4 separate regions of the Homo sapiens genome follow, and all the other regions are linked to region 1. The links are chromatin loops, found by intact Hi-C in ENCODE. Cell type or tissue: endothelial cell of umbilical vein. All regions are shown on one strand. Region 1 has its middle 33 kb from the start of TRH-GTG1-6. Region 2 overlaps NFIB-AS1 (NFIB antisense RNA 1). Region 3 has its middle 62 kb from the start of SNORD137. Region 4 has its middle 72 kb from the start of MPDZ.

Evidence for each region. Hi-C counts contacts between places; a loop is a spot of excess contacts. Peaks named below come from ENCODE experiments on the same cell type or tissue, not always from the same donor. Only the 100,000 strongest peaks of a DNase experiment are listed, where the experiment ranks them.
Region 2: it touches region 1 in a loop (4-fold over the local background); 11 of 110 quality-filtered maps call a loop at or near these places.
Region 3: it touches region 1 in a loop (8-fold over the local background); 2 of 110 quality-filtered maps call a loop at or near these places.
Region 4: a loop joins it to region 1, with 5 times the contacts of the local background. A loop is called at or near these places in 20 of 110 quality-filtered maps.

Annotation. Positions count from the first base shown.
Region 1 is chr9:14,398,582-14,403,581 of GRCh38, forward strand. It overlaps a transcript of NFIB not described here. Among named protein-coding and RNA genes, the nearest start is that of TRH-GTG1-6, 33 kb to the right of the region's middle. In endothelial cell of umbilical vein, a CTCF peak has its summit at 2,205 (motif pointing left); a DNase peak (open chromatin) is centred at 2,200; H3K27ac peaks cover 1,431 bases.
Region 2 is chr9:14,319,818-14,324,817 of GRCh38, forward strand. All of the region lies in intron 1 of NFIB-AS1 (NFIB antisense RNA 1), which reads left to right. It also overlaps a transcript of NFIB not described here. Among named protein-coding and RNA genes, the nearest start is that of NFIB-AS1, 5.2 kb to the left of the region's middle. RefSeq lists a silencer at 2,427-3,086. In endothelial cell of umbilical vein, no CTCF peak of the experiment used is centred here; DNase peaks (open chromatin) are centred at 624, 1,234, 2,674, 3,364 and 2 weaker places; H3K4me3 peaks cover 3,198 bases; H3K27ac peaks cover 4,120 bases.
Region 3 is chr9:13,032,395-13,037,394 of GRCh38, forward strand. It overlaps the pseudogene LOC100130801. Among named protein-coding and RNA genes, the nearest start is that of SNORD137, 62 kb to the left of the region's middle. In endothelial cell of umbilical vein, a CTCF peak has its summit at 1,965 (motif pointing right); a DNase peak (open chromatin) is centred at 2,017.
Region 4 is chr9:13,349,654-13,354,653 of GRCh38, forward strand. No RefSeq gene overlaps it. Among named protein-coding and RNA genes, the nearest start is that of MPDZ, 72 kb to the left of the region's middle. In endothelial cell of umbilical vein, a CTCF peak has its summit at 2,310 (motif pointing right); a DNase peak (open chromatin) is centred at 2,338.

The sequences.
Region 1 (5,000 bases):
ACTGCACAGCAGACAACCCAGAAGTCCACAGACACTGGGATTCTTTCCATACTCCGAACGGATTCCCGACAAGAAGCCTGTAGGCTCTGCTTCTGCCATTTGCGCTGTTTTAGAATGTTTGCTCCAGGTCACCGAGTACCTTAGCAAACGCAGCTTCATAGGAATGAACAGGCAGAAGGTCCGAAGAGTTTGAGGGTGACTGATGGATCTTTATGGAGCAGAGCAAGCTGTTAAAAACAAAATAGAACAAGAACAAAGGGGTCCTGTACACTCGAGGAGTTTACTCCACTAACAGTCTTGCTCCGACATGTGAATCTTTTAGATCGGTGTCAGCTCAACAGTGATATTCTATGAAGTCATTCAGTGTAGGCATTTGATCATCTAGACCTGTACTGCCCAATATAGTAGCCCCTAGCTACAGATGACTACTGAGTACTTGAAATGTGGCTTGCATGAATTGAGATGTGCTATAAATGCAAACTATATGGGAATTTCAAAAACGTAGAACACATAAAAAAGAACACAAAATATATAATGTACAATTTTTTATATTGATCACATGTTAAAATAATATTTTGAATATATGTTGTTGGAATTAATTTTACCTTTTCACTTTTAGAAATGTGGCAACCAGAAAATTTAAAATTACAAGTGTGACTCTTGTTTAAGGCTCACATTATATATTTCCATTGAAAGCACTGGTCTAGATAGTTGGATGGAATAATAGGACACGATGTTATAGGCCAAGACAAGTCTTCTGAAATTATCTTTGCTTTGTTCTTAATTTTGCAGCTGACATTAACACAGGAATTCTAAATAAAGTATGAAAAGATGTTTTATATGAATACTTTTTTTGGTATAAATGTATTTTTATTAGTGAGTCTCTCTTTTAGTTAAAAATAGGCAAAAAATTTGCAAGTAATCAAAATAACAGCTTGAAATAAAAAATTACAAATACCTACCCTTTGGTTTTTAATTTTTAACGTTGCAAAGAATTATAAATAATGATTGATTTTGTCTCCCTGCCCCCAGAAGAGTTAAGTTTACTTAGATTTGATTTTAAAATTCTTGAAAGCCAGAAGTCATGTTCAAGTGAAAAATAAAAAAGTCAGCATTAGGCATCTGGTTATTATAGTCTTTACTTTGAAAGAAATAAAATACTGCAATATTCAGTGAGAGTTGTTTAAAAGTTGCATATATCTTCTAGGTTGTATTGCTATTCTTAATAAATCAAGAAAGTTCTTGTGGTTTGAGTTAAGCAACTTGGTAAAATAAGTATGTGACATTTAACTTAAGCCACAGAGTATTGCCCAAATGCACTCTTGTCCCTGGCCATCTCTCAATGTTCAGATTCTTTTATAACATGTTGAAATCATCTTACATGACAATTTTACCTTGGAGTACGTAACAGCTAATCAGCTGTAACAAACAATACTAGATCAAAGGCAAAAACACACATTTTTCTTCACTAGTAAGTCCTGGACTTTAAAACTTCAATAGCAATTTTAAAGCATGTCTTCATAATGAATAGTGTATTGCAAGCAGCAGAATGCATTCTCAACAGTAGCTTTATGTTCTGTTTACTTAAAATCGTTCCATATGCACTTATGATAAATTACTTAATCTTTAAACATAAAATGTCTTAACTCAAGGATAAGATTCCCACTCAGTAAATGCACAGGGATCCTACTACTTCTTAATCAGAAAGCTAAAAATATGTGCATTCAGAAACGATGTTTGCTGAAGTACTTGCAAGCCTAAGCCTCTTCATTCTAAAAGGGATATATCCAAGGCTGACACCAAGGAGATGACTTTGCAGAATAAAAGCTACATGTTTTTCCCGTTAAATTTTGTTTTGTTTTGTTTTTTTGACCCAACTTTGGATTGTTGAGGCATCAGGTAAGAAGCTGTAAAAACATACATTCTATCCATGCTGAGTAATATACAGGTCACAGCTGTAACTCAAGTTAAGCCACCAGCTAAGAATAAAAGCACAAGAAAATAAACCAACCAAAATCGAAAGCAAACAACATGCTTATCACATAATAACTATTGAATAATGCAAATATTAACAAAGCAAACCAAGCAGGAGGCCTCCATCTCAGGAAGAAGAAAAGCCAGCAAATGGAAGGCAGTGATTGGGAAAGCGATAGGCTCTTCCTCCTCGTTCATTATTGAGAAAAAGTGGATCAGGACTGACATCTGCTGGCCTTGCTAATGGGATGTACCCATTGAAACAAGGGTCTTGGAGAACAAAACATTCTGGTGGGGTGATATTGCATCACTGGCGTAGGGAGGAGGCAATGGCTTGGCAAAGGCCTTTCTGGTGAGCCACTTCCGAAGTAGCCAATCAGCGACCACTCCTCGGGCCAGAGTAGCCTCAGTTTTTCACCCTCTTTGATATTTCACCCTCATAACCAGGAATGTTTTTCTAATCATCCCAAGAAGGGACAGAATATTATGTAGGTGGATTTCTACTTAGGATGACACAAGTTCCAAGAAGTAGTGGTTAAGTAGATGCTCAATAGATATGACAGACAATTCCAAGTCTTTATCAAAAGGCTCATTGGAGAATAAACTACTTGAAAAGGCTCATTGTGTGTCTACCCATTGACAACCTCAATAGCTTTCAGCAGTACCACACTAGGGATCAATCAGCCTCTTGACATTCACTGAGTCAATGTCCTGAATCTGTTCAACTTTTGTCAATCTCTCTTCTACCTGCTCTATTTTCTAACTGAAATCAATCTTGTGGCACAGACACTGGGTTTGTGAAATTTTGTCCTCGTGAGGCCTTGCTTCCAATCTCTGGGGTCTTAGTTTTCTAAGCACAGTACTATCCATCATTGGGAAATACCAGTTCACCATCGGCCTGGAAGCTACAAGAAACCTAGGGCAGCGTCTATCTTACTCAAGTCATCTTCTTGGCACCTAGTACAGTTCCTATCCTATAAATAGTTACTCAACAAGTATTTATTGACTTACTTTGAAAGTTAAGTATTCTATATTCCCTTATGTTGCTTTTAGGAATGCAATTTCTGTACCGTGGATCTAAACAGAGCCTAGTGGTCTAGTGTTTAATTAGAAACACTAGTTTTAATTGGAAATAAGCAGTGATGCTGAGTACTTTTTGGGCCTCCCACCAGTGCCCATCTCCATGTCATTTTAATCTTATCTCTTATGGGAGGCACATCCTAGGCTTTGTAATAGTAAGCTTAGGTCATGAGTTATACAGAAATTCTTTTCCAGAACAATCCCTAATGTGCTTCATTTCAATAATAAAAGTGAGACTGGTGGGCCAGAAATCTTTTCCCTACACCTTTTGCTTATATGAATGTCAAAGTACTGTCACAAGTATATATGACTGCTGTCTCTTTCAGTTAAATACATATGTATGCCTCTTAGTGTACGTGTGCATGTACCCCTGGACACAAACAACTTATTTAAAAAAATTCTTTTTACAAGGCATATGGAAAAATTGAAGCCTGGAAAATTTTCCCCAGAGACAGAAGGGGGAGAAAGCCTGAAACTTTGACTGCCAGAGCATGAAAGAGACATACTGATCACACATTATCTTTAAAAACACTTGCAAAAATCATCCGGCTTAGATGAAGCTGGATGAAATTGATCCAGCAAAGCTGAATTACATTGCCACCTCAAACTACATTTTGGGAGGCAGAGGCAAACTAGTGCATATAAATCATTAGCTTTAAGGAGAAAATTATTAGCTTATGTCAAAAACTCTGCAAATCCCATTTTCTCTTTTCACCTTCTTTGAGACTCTGTACTTTGCTTCCAGCTTAAACAAAAGAAAAATGAACAGTTTCAGTTTGCTTAAATACAGTTGAAGTAAAGGTCCTTTTTTTAATTATGAGGAAATAATTCTGAGTATTTTTTGTAGTCATTAATGTTGTAATGGGATTAATAGTTTATATATATTTGTAAGATTCTCTAAGCCTTAGGATTATTCTCAGATTTAAAAAAATTAAGATTGTAAAAGAAAACATCAGCCTTAAATTATTGGGTACTACCATCTCAATATTTATAACTCATTTCAACAGTTTTATTGAAAACATGTTCATTTACATTTGAAAAAATTTGAAGGGGGAAATAAAAATCATCCTGCTCAAAAACTTTGCAAAGCATTTTGCTTTTTATATACCATGGTAACCTAATAAAGACACTGTCACGTGGCAGATGGCATGGTATATTAGCCTTGAAATGAAACACTAGATGCCAAAACTATTAACTCCAACGTGCTCAGAAATTTAAAAAATAATACTTTTTAATAATTTTTTAAAGCAATTAGCTTGTCTTTCATCTTATCCTGCAACAAAAAGTAGTCGATTTCTAAAAAGGAAAAAAGCTCCAGTGCTTACTCAAATATGATTTGCAAATACAGTACCAGGAGGTATTTGAAATACTGAATCTGGACTGGAGCATCCAGGCTAATAGTCTCAGTCCTATTTACAATCATTTTGGCCGACATGTACAGACTCTCCACTTATGCATTGTTTGAGCAGAACATTTCTTTTGTCCTGTTCTTGCACCTTTATCCCAGCCCCTTTTCAAACACATAGTTTATACAGGCACCTGGCTCTGCACTCTTAAAATCTGAGCATCTACGGCTATGAAACGATGTAAAAGGGGTCTGATTCCTCAGGCCAAGATGAGCCATGTTCAGAATACAGCCTTGTCTCTTTAAGAGACGATAGGTTTTTGCAGGCAGCCTCAGCAGGCAAGGCAGGGCATCTGTGCCAGGTGGCCATGCTCCCGGATCCCTGTTTTAGGGTGTAATAGAAGAGACAGAATACCCCTTTCCCAGAAATTTCCCTTTTTTGTGGTGCCCAACATCCATATTTTGTAATTTTCAGACTCTTAATTCTAAATCTAAGTTATACTGGAAAAGAAAGCCAGATTCTCCCTCTCCTCCCCTCCCCTCCCCTCCTCTCCCCTCTTCTTTCCCATTTCTCTTTTTTCCTAAAGAGCTCATTGAACAT
Region 2 (5,000 bases), 79 kb before region 1:
ATTTCAAAGTCAAAGCAATGCATAACAACAGAATTGTGCATTTTAATTTTCAAATTAAAATTTAAGAAACAATTTTGTAATTACAAAGAAAAAACACAAACAATTGGGCCTAAACAAAATATATGTTCAGTAAACTTTATCTCTGAGTGTATCTGAAATTTTAACTACACAAGCCAATAAATTTCAAAGCAGTAATATTATCAAATTGTGTAATGTCAAAAACTCCAAAAACAAAGTTACAGATGTTCATGACATCACATTCACTCAAAATTATGCTGCTGTTCAGTCTGACCATATTAAAATTAAAGGGATGCCTATGTCTGCTAAAGAATAAAAATTTATTTTGGACCTCAAACAATGAAACCGTCACCATTTCTTGTATGGAACACTCAGCTAATCAATTTCCTATTAAAATAGCTTTCAACAATACTTGGCTTTAAAATTCATCAGGGCCAGTAAAAACGTTTTCCCAGTGCACAAGAATGCAGTCCCAACCACCGATGATAATTACTGTTCTAATAATTTTATTGCCAAAGTACTTTTTCCTGTGTTCCTCATCACTTAGGCAGGAATCTGTAGTATATTGCGTCAGTGAGTTGGAGTGCTTGACCTTTGCCCACATATGATTTAATAGGGACTTTTCAGCGCTAGAGCTTTCTCCATCTCTCATACCATTAAATGAAAACATCAAACCTCAAATGTAAAACTGGAAACCACAACGTTTTGTGTTTCACAAACTCTTTGCAGTTTTTACTTAGGATGCTTAAAGGTCAGTTTCTTTGCCTCACAATGCTTTTCTTCATATTGTAAATACACTGGAAAGTCACACTAATTCTGATTTTGATTAAATCTTGAACTCCTCAGTCATATACACACATACACCCTGCTTATTTACACGTGCATTCTTTTCTAACCACATAAGCATGCGTGTGTTACTTTCTGGACTTATTCCATTTTAGGGCTGATTTAAATGTCTGTTCAAGTGTGGGATCAAAAGTTAACTTTTTCCCGCCTATTGGAAGTTAAAGTTACAAGGATGGTGCTATAAGATCCGTTCAAAGAAAGTCAGAGTTAATCTTGTGTATTTTGGCGCCTTTTCCCTGCCAGCTACTGTACTTGGGGGGTGGGGGAAAAATACTTAGAGATCTTGTCTGTCCTGTCTCAAGTTCAGTGGCAGTTCTTCCAACCCGAGCAGAAGATGGCCATGTTCACAGCCCTAATAATAATTCTGATCACGCCACTTCAGCATCTTGTGTCAAAGTCGAAACTGGCTTCCCCGCCCCCTTCAATCTGAAAGCTGCCAAGTCCTCACACACTTCACATTCAACCACAACTTAATGGATGGGATATTGTGCATTAAAATGTGTCTCAGACGTATTGGGGAAAAGAAGACAAGGAGAACGAGAGATAGAGACACACATAGGAAGAGGAAAAAAATCGGCAGCAAAAATAGCGGGGTTGGGGGGAAACTATTAACAGGAGTGGAAAGAAATCCATCAAAATCGGTTTTAAAAAGTTGGTGGGGGGTGCGGAAGAAAGGCTAACAATAGGATGCCACAAATTCAGGGATGAGGGGATGGGGGTTAGGACTAAACTTTAGAATGAATACTGACTTTAAACATTCCAACACACCAATCAGAGTTAAATAGTACTTCTTTCACTTAAAAATGTATTTTTAAATGAGAATATCTGTGAATTAAAATGGAGAAAAGAATGCTTCAAGAGGAGAGAATGGCCTACAAGGTAGAACTAAAGTATCATTTGAACAGTAATTTTTTTCCACCACTGAGGGGAGAGGGGCATAAAGCAGAGAGTTAAAGCAGAACAAAATGCTAGATTCTGCACCGTTTGGACCACAATGTTACTCACTGATTCCCGTCATAAGAGTGTGTCACATGTACTAAAGTTGCCAACGCTAAATAATAATGCATATTTGCAAATTAGTTCTGCAAATGCAGCACTATAGCCCACAACCTGTAAAACAAAAATGACATTTAGGAAAGGGGTAAAACAGCCACTTTGCAATCCACAAACAGGAAAAGAAAAACTGTGCCAGGGATAGGAGGGGGTGCAAAGAACGAATAAAAGAAGCAAACAAAACCCATCAGTTCAAAGCCACATACCATCGCACTGTATTGCATTAAATAAAAGAGATCTTGAGTCTGTAACAGAACCCTGGGCCGCTGACTTGACGTGTCTCAGGTACAGATTTGTGGATTTTCTCAGGGGTTGTTTTGGTGTCGCTTTTTGTGTTTAGTTAAAAAAAAAAAAAAAAAAAAAAAAAAGCAATCCGGGAGTAGTCTTATGTATTTTTTAATTGTAATTTCTGCACTGCCACAGTTCTTGGCCCGAGAAGAAAAGGCGGTCAAAGTCAAGTCTAAAAGCAGGCAGCCCTTCAGTCTGTCTGGATTTCCAGCTTTCTTTCCTCTCCCTTGCAGAAGGCTGTTTCTCGTGCTTGACTTGAACGCCGTCCAGGATGGTGTGTGTGTGTGCGCCCGCGTGTGCGTGTGTGCATGTATGTGTGTGTGTGGTGGGTTTTATTGTTGTTTTAGCGGGGCTGCTCCAGGAGTGGGGCTGCGCCGGTCAGATGCAGCCGGCACGGCCCCGGGGTCGCGCGATCGCCCCTTCCCCGCCCTCGGATTGGCCTGGCCCGCGGCGGGGCTGCCCCGGAACCGCCACCCAGCAGCGCACCCTTCCGCGCCCGGCCCGCGCTCCTCCTGCAGTCGCCTCCCTGGCTTTCTCTTTCTCCGGCTCGCGGCCCGCCCCGCCCCACCCTACCACGGCCGGCCTGGGCGCGCGGGAAGCGCGGCTCTTCGCTTCCGCCTGGCGGCGGGAAGGAAACCGAAAGGAGGAGCCGGGGGCGGGCGCGCCGCGATGCATATTCATCAGGGCGCCCGGGACCCGGGAGGCGGGAGCGGGCCCGAGTGGGTGTGGCGGCCTGCGCCGCGCGGCGCCCCTCTCGAGCGTGGGTGGGTGCGTGGGTAGCGGTGGGGCTCTGGTCTTTGTGCGGCCGCATGGGGCCGGAGAGCGGCGAGGGCGTGACCGTCTCGGGGGCTGCTGCCCAGGCTCCGCGCGCCTTTGTGCTTCCCGACCGTGTGTCTGCGGCGCGCCGCGGGCAAGGGGCCCCTCGCCGGCCTTCTGGAGCAGGAACCCGGCCGAAAACGCCGCGGAAAGACTCTAAAACAACAATAATGATAAAGAATAAGGAATTGCTGTTACTTCCTCACTTCCCGCCACGTTGCTGGCTTCAACTTCGCCAGGCCACGTTTGTTTCCGTGTAGGAGGACTCCCGAAATGTTCCTGGCTGCGCAGCGTTATCATTAAAGCAAAAGGACCAGAAAGAGCGCACTTTGACTTATATTGATAGGTAGTCACGCGAATATCAAAAAAATAGATCAGTAATTTAGAAGTGGGTGAAACAACCAACACCAAAGAGATAATACAACCCCGGAGTTCCCAGAAGTAAACACTCTAGAGGAGATTGGATAGTGAGTTAATGTTCATAAAGCAAGCAGTTTTGATCAGCATTTTGGAAACAAATATATGTAGGGGGATTTTTTTTTTCTTAGTTTTTGAGTAATGCAATTCTTTTCATGTTAAGTATCTGTAGTTATGTCGGGAAATAATGTTTAACAGTTTAAATTGTTATACAAGTATTAAAAGTAAAAATATAACACTAGCCCTAACATTTACTTAGTAGTAACCCACATACATTTAGAAAAGATTTTATTACAGAGATCCTGACTAATTATGTAATTGCACAACAGACGACGATAGCTTCAGGTATTCTCTAAAAACCCTGTTGAATTATGTGATTACCAGTGAGACTAGAATAGCTCCCGATGAATTATTCTTATCTCTCTACTAAATGTGAGCACGTCAGTATTTTAATCTCAATTATGTTTACCCTCAAAGTCCTAGAGAACTTAAACGACATTGTTCGGGTTCATACCTCCTACAACACGCAGTATTTTTTTTTAAAAAAAGGCATGGCCTTATTACCAAAAAAAAGTTTTTTCCCCTTGTATACACATCATACATACGTTTGGCTGTGTGTGAATAATATACATAGCTATTTTCAGTGATAATAAGTGCAAAACTAAAAGTGGGATTGGCCCAATTAGACTTTAGAAAATGCCCAACTTTAAAATAATTTGTCTAACTGCAAGTTTAACAGTTCCCAATTTCTCCTCCAAAAAAATTAGCATATACAGCTTGGAGAAGGGGAATGAATGACTGGGAGGGAGGGGATACACACATGTAGCTATCTCCACACTCAGCTATAACTTCCCAAGGAAAATTAATTTTTAATGTTTATCTTGCTCCAAGTTATTGTAACCACTTAGCGAGTATAGCTATAACTCAGTCTCCCCACTCAGTTCAAGTGGGTAACAAACAGATCTGTTTTCATTCTAGGATTTCCAAATAGTAGTTTCATGGTCAAGTAAATCACATTTAGTACTAAGGAAACAAATATAAAATATAAAGATTCTATGCAGCTAAATAAAAAATTTATTTAGAGTGAGAGGATAACACTTGACCAACAGAAGAATGATGGATATAGAAATAAGTAACATGTAAGTAACACTTGCATGGGCAGTGTTATCAAATACTAAAACTTTTATGTAAGTGTGCAACAGAAAGTCTTCTCTGTTATTATTTGAAGTCCGCAGCAGAATTACCAATCCCTCCCAATGTCATTACATGCAAAGGAGAAAGGACATTATAGAGAGAATCTAGATTTGTTTAGGAAATATTTTGAGACACAAAATAGGAAAAGGAATAGGGAAAGAAAGAGAAAAGTATTTCCTCCATTCTCATGATGACTTGGAGGAATCCAGAGTTTGTATCACCTGTCAAAGAATTTCTATCTAAGCATTTTATTTAGTCATAAAATGTACCATTGTGTGTCATGTTCAGGCTTTCATATATTATCTTTTTTTATTTGGATGTCTGTTTCTTTTGACATGTGAAGCTTATAATGATACTTATTCCTATAT
Region 3 (5,000 bases), 1.4 Mb before region 1:
CTCTTCCTTGACGTATAGGCCACAGTGATTTGGCAAAAGCAGAACTGAAGCAGAACTTTCTGAATTTTTTCAGCGGTAGTATATGACCCCATTATACACACCAACTGTGTGGGCTGAGCACGTGTGAGCAATGGAAGTGAACAACCTAACACAAGATGAGACAAGGATGATTTAGTGAAGAGTCGCAACGCCTTGAGAACATAGCCATAAAGCAGGTTTATTTTCCCAATCATTGTTAACAAATATGCTCTGCTCATTAAGATCACATTTTTTTTTCAAGCTTGTTAGCTCATCTGATCATATAAATTTTCACTTGTTTTATGTCATTAGAGGAGTTCCTTTTTCCCGCTCCGGCGCCTCATTGTTGGAGCAGGGCCATCTCCACATGGGACTTCAGGGAGGGAGGCTGCCGCTCTCCCTGAACGCTGCGATCGCTGAGGCCTAGAGGCTGGGTATGAACACAAGTGTTCTTCCAGCTTCCTACTACCTGCTGTTTTTGAGTCTAAAATTATCAGAGATTGTTCATATTTATTCATTTATTTTTGAGATAGAGTCTCACTCTGTCGCCCAGGCTGGAGTGCAATGGCACAGTCTCGGCTCACTGCAACCTCTGCCTGCCGGGTTCAAGCAATTCTCCTGCCTCAGCCTCCTGAGCAGCTGGGATCACAGGCGTGCGCCACCATGCCCAGCTAATTTTTTGTATTTTTAGTCCAGACAGGGTTTCATGAGGCTGGTCAGGCTGGTCTCAAACTCCTGACCTCGTGATCTGCCCACCTCGGCCTCCCAAAGTGCTGGGATTACAGTCATGAGCCACTGCGCCTGGCCCTAATATTTATTATATGCATGACCCTGAAGTGGCCAGGAAAAGCTGAGATTGGGAGGTAAACCAGACAAATGAAACTATAACAGGGCCAGGATTAGAAATCTCCTCCCAAATTCCCACTTCATGGCTCAACTACTAACTAAAACCCTGGTGCTCCTCTGAGCAATAGGAAGTTAAGTAAATTTTCCAAAGCCATTAAGAAAGCTATGCTTGTTTAAACTCTCAGTGTAACCTGAAATAGTTTGAAACAACTGTTTAGAAAAAGTGGGGAATAAACGCTATAGAGGGAAAGTAGGAAATAATAACATAGATAAACAGGCAATAAACAAGAAAATGGCTTTTGTATCAAAGACAGACAGAAAACATTTTTTTCTTGATGGTTCACTTTCCACACATGGAAGTTAAGCTTAACAAAAGAAGAACTGTTTTCTGTCTTTCCCATCTTTATCTGTATCCCTCGGCACCAACAGTAGTACCTACCACACAACTGGCTCTCAATAAATAATTTGAATCAATGAATCAATTGATAATTTTGGCCAGATTTTTAAATAGATTATGGACAAAATTGATACGAGTAATAGTGATACAGCGGTAGTACCTGGCACATAATTGGCTCTCAATAAATAATTTGAATCAATCAACCAATTAATAATTTTAGCCAGATTTTAAAGAGGTTATGGACAAGTGATACAAGTAATAGGATCAACACAGGTTTTCAATACAATAATTAGATTATAGCACTGAACGTCTCTGTCAAATATTAAATGCTCTCATTTAGCTTCCAGATGTTCTTTTCATTCCTGCATTAGAATATTTATCAGACTGCTGTAGCCATTTGTTCACATGTCTGTCTGCCCCACTAGACCACCACGCCTGCCTTTCTCCTGCTTGTATGTGTCTGGCACATAGCGTTCAATAAATATTTGATGAGTGAAGGAACAAATAATAGGTACCTGGAGAGCAAACATTCCAGATGCGTTACTAATTGAGATGTCAGAAATCCTTCAACTTTTCGATGAAAAAACAACCGTAGGGTAATATGCTTCTCAAGGTTTCTCAGGCCCGATGAACGATTTTGGTTTATTTTTCCATTCCTCAAATGCAGTGGCGGGGAAAAACGCGTTTCTTCCGCTGAAGTTACAGAGATGAGCACATGATGGCGCTCGCGCTGCACCGTAAACCCAGAAGCAGCTGAGCAGTGTGGATCCCTGGGCTCCTCCACGTCCCTCCCTCTCCTCTTCTGCCCCCATTCTTCTGCTGTTTCCCCTCCGATCCTCCCTCCTACCCATCCATTCAAGCTCCATACATATTAACAGTTGCCAAGAAGCTGTCAGAACGGAACTGGGGTACTGTCCACCTGAAGCTGGTATTTTCTTTGTTCTGTGACAGGCCAAATTCTGTGTACTCCTTTTTTTTTTTTTTTTAGAAGAACATTTTGAATGCTGTTTAAATTGTGTATCTGTAGTTCAGGATAGTTATTTTTACTTTGCCCTTCATTGGCCCCTGCAAGTACCTATCCTTCCTAAGCAAAATAACCAAGAGAGCAAATGGTGTCCTAAGTCATTATAATCCCCTCAGCTAGGGAAATTGAAACCTAAGCCTTTGCCAACATATACAGAAGAAGTAGACAGTTACAGACGATTGCTACGTTCAGTGCAGATTGGAAAAGTTGGAGAACAAAAATAAGTTACATGATAATCACTTACCTGTTAAGAATTAAAAGTGAGTTTAGAAAGTAGATAACTAATGCAGTTTTAAAAAATGGAAAGAGTAGCCCGGCATGGTGGCTTGTGCCTGTAGTCCCAGCTGCTACAGAGTCTGAGCAGGGAGGATCACTTGAGCCCAGGAGGTCGAGGCTGCCGTGAGACATGATCACGCTACTGCACTTTAGCCTGGGTGGATGACAGAGAGACCCTATCTCAAAAAAAAAAAAAAAAAAGAAAGAAAGAAAGGGAATGGGGATAGAAGTTTTTAATTCAGTCTTTAAAGTGGGGTTTTCTTTTCTTTTTGATTGAGGCAAGCATTATATACGAGGGCTTGCTCCAAGGTTTATGTTTTGTTATAATTTACATTTAATAAAGTGTATTCATTTAAGGAAATAATCCAGTGAGTTTTGACAAATGTGTATACACTAATGTAAAACACTGCCACAATCAAGACGCATGACTTTTCCAATGCGTGAGAATGTTTCCTCATGATCTCTCAGGCCAGTCCCTGCCCTCACTGGTTTCTATTACCTGAGAACACTTCTACCTGACTTTGACCTTCATGTAAATGGACTCACACAGTATACATGCGTTTTTTGTGTCTGGCTTCTTTTGCCCAATATATTTTTGATGTTCATCCACACTGTAGAGTGCATTTGTACTTTATTCTTTTATTGCTGAATAGTGTTCAACTATATGAACATAATTTTTTATTCGTTTTCTTCGTAAATCCTTAAAATGTTTCCAGTTTTGACTACTATCACTAAAGCTTCCATAAACATTCTTATATATGTATTTGTGTGGATATATGCTTTCTTTTATTTAGGTGAATACCTAAGAGTGGAATTGCTGGGTCATAGGGAAGTTGTAGGTGTTTAATATTACAAGACACTGCCAACATTTTTCAAAGTGGTGGTGTTCCTTTCCTAGGAATTCCATAACAAAATACCAAAAACTGGGTGGATCAGAACAAGAGAAATTTATTCTCTGAGTTCAGGAGTCCAGGAGTCCAGTATCAAGGTGTTCTCAGAGCCACACTCCCTCTGACAGCTCTAGGAAAGAATCCTTCCTTGCCCCTTCCAACTTCTGGTGGTTGCTGGCAACCCTTGGCATTCCTTAGTTTGTGGCAGCATAATTTCAATCTCTGCCTCAAGCTCATCTGTCTTCACTTGGCCTCTTCCCTGTATGTCTCCTCTGTGTCTCTGTGTATCAATTTCCATCCTCTAATAAGGACACCAGTCATTTGATTTAGGACCCATTCTAAACCAGCATGACCTCATTATAACTTGATTACACCTGTAAATATCCCATTTTCAAATAAGGTCACATTCTGAGGTTCCAGTTAGACATGAAGTTGGGGGACACTATTCAACCCCATACAGTGGTTGAACAGTTTTACAATTTCCACCACATGTATGAGAATTCCAGTTTCTTCACATCCTCAGCAGTGCTGGATATTGTCATTGTCAATTCTAAAATTTTAGCCATTGTTGTGTGTGTGTAGTGGTACCTCATTTGGGCTTCAAATTTCAATTCCCAGATAACAATTGATGTTGAGCTTCTTTTCATGAACTTGGCCATTTAGGGATCTTCCTTTAGAAAAGTATCTGTCTTTTGCTCATTTAAAAATTAGGCTATTTTTCTTCTTTTAAATTGATTTTTAGGAGTTTTTTATGTCATTTTTAGGAGAGATAAATCGTTTGTCGGATACATGTATTGCAAATACTTTGTCTCCCAATCTGTGACTTCACTTTTCATTTCCTCTTTTTTTTTTTCTTTCTGAGATGGAGTCTCACTGTGTTGCCCAGGCTGGAGTGCAGTGGCACAATCTCGGCTCACTACAACCTCCACCACCCAGGTTCAAGCCATTCTCCTGCCTCAGCCTGCCAAGTAGCTGGGATTACAGGTGGCGATCACTGCAACCTGGCTAATATTTTGTATTTTTAGTAGAGATGGGGTTTTACCATGTTGGCCAGGCAGGTCTCAAACTCCTGACCTTAAGTGATCCACCCCCTGGGTCTCTCAAAGTGCTGGGATTACAGGTGTAAGCCACCATGCCCGGACCACTTTTCATTTTCTACAGTCTTTCAATCAATGGAAGTTTAATTCAGGTAAAGTCAAATTTTTAACTCTTTCCTTTATATTTATTGCTTTTTGTGTCCCCTCTGAGCAATCCACCCAAACTTAAAGCTGCAAAAATATTGCATTTTCCTCCAGAAGCTCTATAGTTTTACGGTACCACAATGATTCTAAGAGACCTGCAGCCCTAACCACATAGCTAAAACTATAATCTATCCTAAACTGATTTTTGCATATGCTGTAAGAATTAAAGTTCATTTTTTCCCCACATTTGTGTAGTTGTTGTGGCTCTATTTGTTGAAAAGAAACTTCTTTCTCCATTAAACAGCATTAACTGAAAAATTGTTGACTGTTTACGTTGTGTTGAAAATTAATTAATGGCATATATTTTG
Region 4 (5,000 bases), 1.0 Mb before region 1:
GGCAGTTTTTAAAAAATAAATAAACTTTTTTTTTTAGAGTGGTTTTAGGTTCATAGCCAGATTGAATGGAAAAAACAGAGCATTCCCGTATAGCCCCTGTCCCCCCCACACATGCAGCTTTCCCCTCTATCAACATCCTGCACCCATGGTACATTTGTTATGATCAATAAACCTACATTGACATACCATTATCACTTGAGGTCCATAGTTTATATGAGGATTCACTCTTGGTGACGTATATTCTATGGGTTTGGACAAATGTATAATAACATAAATTCACTTTCATAGTATTGTACAAATTGGCAGTTTTTATTTATTTATTTATTATTTTTTTGAGATAGAGTTTTGCTCTTGTCCCCCTGGCTGGAGTGCAGTGGCACGATCTCGGTTCACTGCAACCTCTGCCTCCCGGGTTCAAGTGATTCACCTGCCTCAGCCTCCCGAGTAGTTAGGATTACAGGCGCATGCCACCACGCCTGGCTAATTTTTGTATTTTTAGTAGAGACAGGGTTTCACCATGTTGATCAGGCTGATCTCAAACTCCTGACCTCAAGTGATCTGCCTGCCTTGGCCTCCCAAAGTGCTACGATTACAGGCGTGAGCCACTGTGCCCGGCCAGACTGGCAGTTTTTAAAAAGGCTTCCTTGGCGAACCACTGCATCAGCAGCAAGCAGCCACAAAGACATGGTATCCAGAAGCTGCTCTATGATACTGCCCATAAAATTACCCTGGATGCCTCACCCCCCAGGAACTTTAATATTTAGACAAAAGCAAAAGAATATTTCTGAAACTCTGCTGACGAGTAGAGGAAACACTGACTTGCTATAAAGATGTCACTGTTCACGGGCAGGAATGGGAGCAACCTACAGAGGCTGAAATGTTCCCAACAGCCTCAGGGCCAGAACTTGGCTGGAAAGAACTTATTAATAACACACTTCCATTTTGTGTGATAATGGAAGGAGAGGATGATTGGGACCCAAGACAGATTTGGTTTAGAATCCTTTGTCAAGGTCTATTATCTTGAACAAAGCATCTGAATTCTCCATTTCTCAGATTCTTTTTTTTTTTTTTTTTTTTTTTGAGACGGAGTCTCACTCTGTTGCCCAGGCTGGAGTGCAGTGGCATGATCTTGGCTCACTGCAAGCTCTGCATCCTGGGTTCACGCCATTCTCCTGCCTCAGCCTCCTGAGTAGCTGGGACTACAGGCACATGCCACCACAGCTGGCTAATTTTTGTATTTTTAGTAGAGATGAGGTTTCACTGTGTTAGCTAGGATGGTCTCGACCTCCTGACCTCGTGATTTGCCCACCTCAGCCTCCCAAAATGCTGGGATTACAGGCGTGAGCTCACCGCGCCCAGCTCAGATTCTTTATCTGAGAAATAGAGATGGTAGTAGCTAACTTGAAGGGTCATTATAAGAATCAAAGTCCTTACATCCAGCCTAGCACATTCCCAGCATTTTATGGGTGATCTATAAATGGGCTCTATTATAGTAATTAGTAGTAGTAACAAAAGAAGAGTATGTAAAGAGTTTTTTTAGTGGTGTAATATAAACGAAAAAATAATGAGAATTCAAAGGCAGGGAAAGCCCTGGTTGTAGAATGGGCGGGAAATACTTCTTAGGATTTTTAATAATTTATATGACTTTGTACAGAGGAATGAGGGAGAGAAGGACGTGACTGACTCATGTATTTGGGGAAGACATGAAATGGAGAGATGTGCCACGTCTAGCTGGCTTTAAATAAGGTCAGAGAGAAGGGACTTGGGTCATATTTGAGTAGGGCAGTCTTGAGCATTAACAAAAGGAGTTTGCAACATGAGCAAGTATGCTGAGAAAAGACCACATTATGAACAGGGAGTATACAGAACATATCCAGGAGGCCCTCAGGTGACAGTAGGAGTGACCATCCCATAGATCTGCAATTCATGCAAAAGGCTTCTTTCCCCTTTATTTTCTCCCCAATTAGTTAGAAATACCATCTCTCATAGGCATCTTGGAGAAGAAGAGACATCTGGTTTTGCATAAGCGTAAGTTAAATGATTTGTGAAAATCTGTTATCAACAAAAATTACATTTCTTCATCATACTCAGCAAATATAACAAAAACGACTTCATGACAAATCCTTATTCTCTAAAAGAAAATGTTACTCGTATGTATATTTATGTTACCAAAAAGCTACTGAAATAAGTTAGCTGATGAAAAGAAAGAATTTGCCATGGCTAGTGAATTAAGGAGCTGAGAATGAAAATATGAACCGAGGATACTATTATTTTCAAATATCTTTAAGAATTAGGTGTACTTCATTACCAGTAGGTGTCACTGCAGGCATTAAACACGGTCTGTTTCTAGGGAAATTTGTCCCATAAATGTTGGTGTAATTTAACTGGTATAATATAGTTATGATAGGCATAAAGGATATTTATTCTGAAAAGCAATATATTTTATCATGGTCATGAACTTGTAAAAACATTGGCTTAAGGAAGCTATAGTGTATGCTTTAAATGGGCTTACTTAATACAATATACAGCATAAGTAATAGTCTCTTATGAGGTTTTAAATATATACAGTGGGTTTTCCTGGATAAGATAAGGTTGCTTTTCAGAGTTATTCCATAGAATCTGATTTATAGGACTAATTTAATGAGAATTCATAGACTCAATTGCTACCTTCTAAATCTTTGTGAAACTGACATTTTTTCCTTATATGTAACATTCTTGTAAGTTTTGTTAGAGAAGGGAAGGAAATTAAGAACTTTAACTGGAATTACATTAGTTATCCTCTTTTGAGTTTCTCTGGCCTTTTAAACATGTAGTATCTAGTGTCAGGAAGTTAAATTCACCAAGCTTTTTTAGAGAAACACAATTTAGTGGCATCCTAGCATCTAACATAGAGAAATATTGGCCATTAAAAAATAGTGATCTTGGTTCCCTTTCTACTGTGGTTTTAGAGTTGATTCATTTGTGCAATCTTGCTGGCATTGCTGAGTTGAACTTTTGAACAGAGTATTCTCAATAGAAACCCTTGCGCTTTAAAATTGATTTGCCTGTTGGAGGTGTTGGTGTTTCTTATTTATGCATAATTGAAGGGCTAGGTGTGTGAAAGTGCCCCTAGCGACTCTTTCATTTGTTCCATTTTACAAATTGAAACTGATAGTGGTGGTTGTGGTGCTTTTCAAGGGTGACTTGAGGGCAATCTAATTTACCTAGCTGTTCAAAGGTGAACTCAATATTTTCAATCATAAATTAAAAATCTACTCCAGTTTTCAAATCAGAAACAGCATAAATTACGTATCTGCAGGCCGTAAGTGTTCTTTGCCCTGGCTTAACTCCATTGATTTTACCAGGATAGACATTTCTAGACACTCTGTGTTTTAACATGTCCCTGTAACATCTAAAGTATTTTAGGAACACCATATTGCTTTCTTTTCTATGTATGCCAACAGGAATTTTATGAGCCCTTGGCATTTGCCTCTCTATGTAGACCCATCTATGAGAATATTTTCGACCTGTTAGATTCCTGGGCTAGCATAATTTGAACAGGGTTTCTCTGAAAGACATAATATTATGCACTAAAAATCTACATCATTGGAAAATACTTAGCAATATCAAATATGTGTACCTTCTTAACATATAACAATATGGTGTGCTAATTATAACATATAGACACTGCTCTCTAAGAAGCCTACAATTTAAACCTACATTATAGATCTTACAATGGAGGTAAAACTGATAGACAAAAATGCATGTCAACCAACTGCATGACACACAGATCATTGTATTTGTAGTGTTTAGAGTAGCACTCATATGTAAAGTTTGCTGCACAGTCATTGCCAAGTCCAATCTTCCAGATATCCTAAAACTTACACATGTACTAAATTGGGCTTCATAAATTAATATACTTCAATCATATAATTGTGGCAACTCATACTACTCTTTTTACTTTAATTCGTTTTGTTGGAATCTCTTTGGCTTTTATTGACGGCCAACATTGGAAATACTTTTTTAGGAATTTGATGTGTTGAAAGTAAGGATGTTGTTAAGAGTAATTATTATGTTTCATGGCGCTTCAGCCTTCAGTCTTCACATCAATACTGGCTTGCTTCTCCTGAGCTCTTTATAATTATTTTTATTTAGTTTTATACACACTGACATGTTTAATAACCAGATTTCTCTCTTCCCCCACATCCCCAAACTTTGGCTCTTAAGAAAGCACAGAACCCAAACTATGGTCCTACAGCAAGTAATGGTTTTTATGGTTTACATTTTTATAATAATCTCATTACTAAGAAACCATGGTTTGTTTTCATCTTTCTCACTTCCTTTTACTCCCATATTGCTTTGTATTATATATTCTTTTAGGCTCTAGGACTTTGGAGGACAAAGTGAGGAGGAGTATAAAGTAGGATACAACCAAAATAAATAGAACAGAATTTCAGGAAAGACCTATATTATACTTAAAATTCACATAACTAACCATATCCTAACACCTCTAGTTTACAATAAAGGTATCAGAAGGAAAAATAAACAACACTGAGATCCCACCACAATACTTACATTTTTATTCTGTATAACATTATTCTAAGAATTGAGTTTGTTGGTCTTCTGGGGTGGTGACACTCATACAGTAATTATATTTTTCTAGCTAATTTGAAAGACATGGTCTTAGGAACTTTTTGATTTGAAGCAAGAGAGTCTGTTCAACTAGCAAAGAAGCTCTTTAAGGTGAGAAATAATAATCCCTTGTTGGTGTTCCAGAATAGACATAGATATCTTAAATTATGATGAGGCCAATGAACAAAAATAAATAATGAATGTGATGGGAATTCAAAGCATCTTTGTTTTCTGATTTTTGTTTTGTTTTGTTTTGACAGCCTCTTGCTTGTTGCCCAGGCTGGAGTGCTGTGGCATGATCTCAGCTCACTGCAACATCTGCCTCCTGAGTTCAAGCAACTCTCCCACCTCAGCCTCCCGAGTAGCTGGGACTACAGGCGCGTGCCACC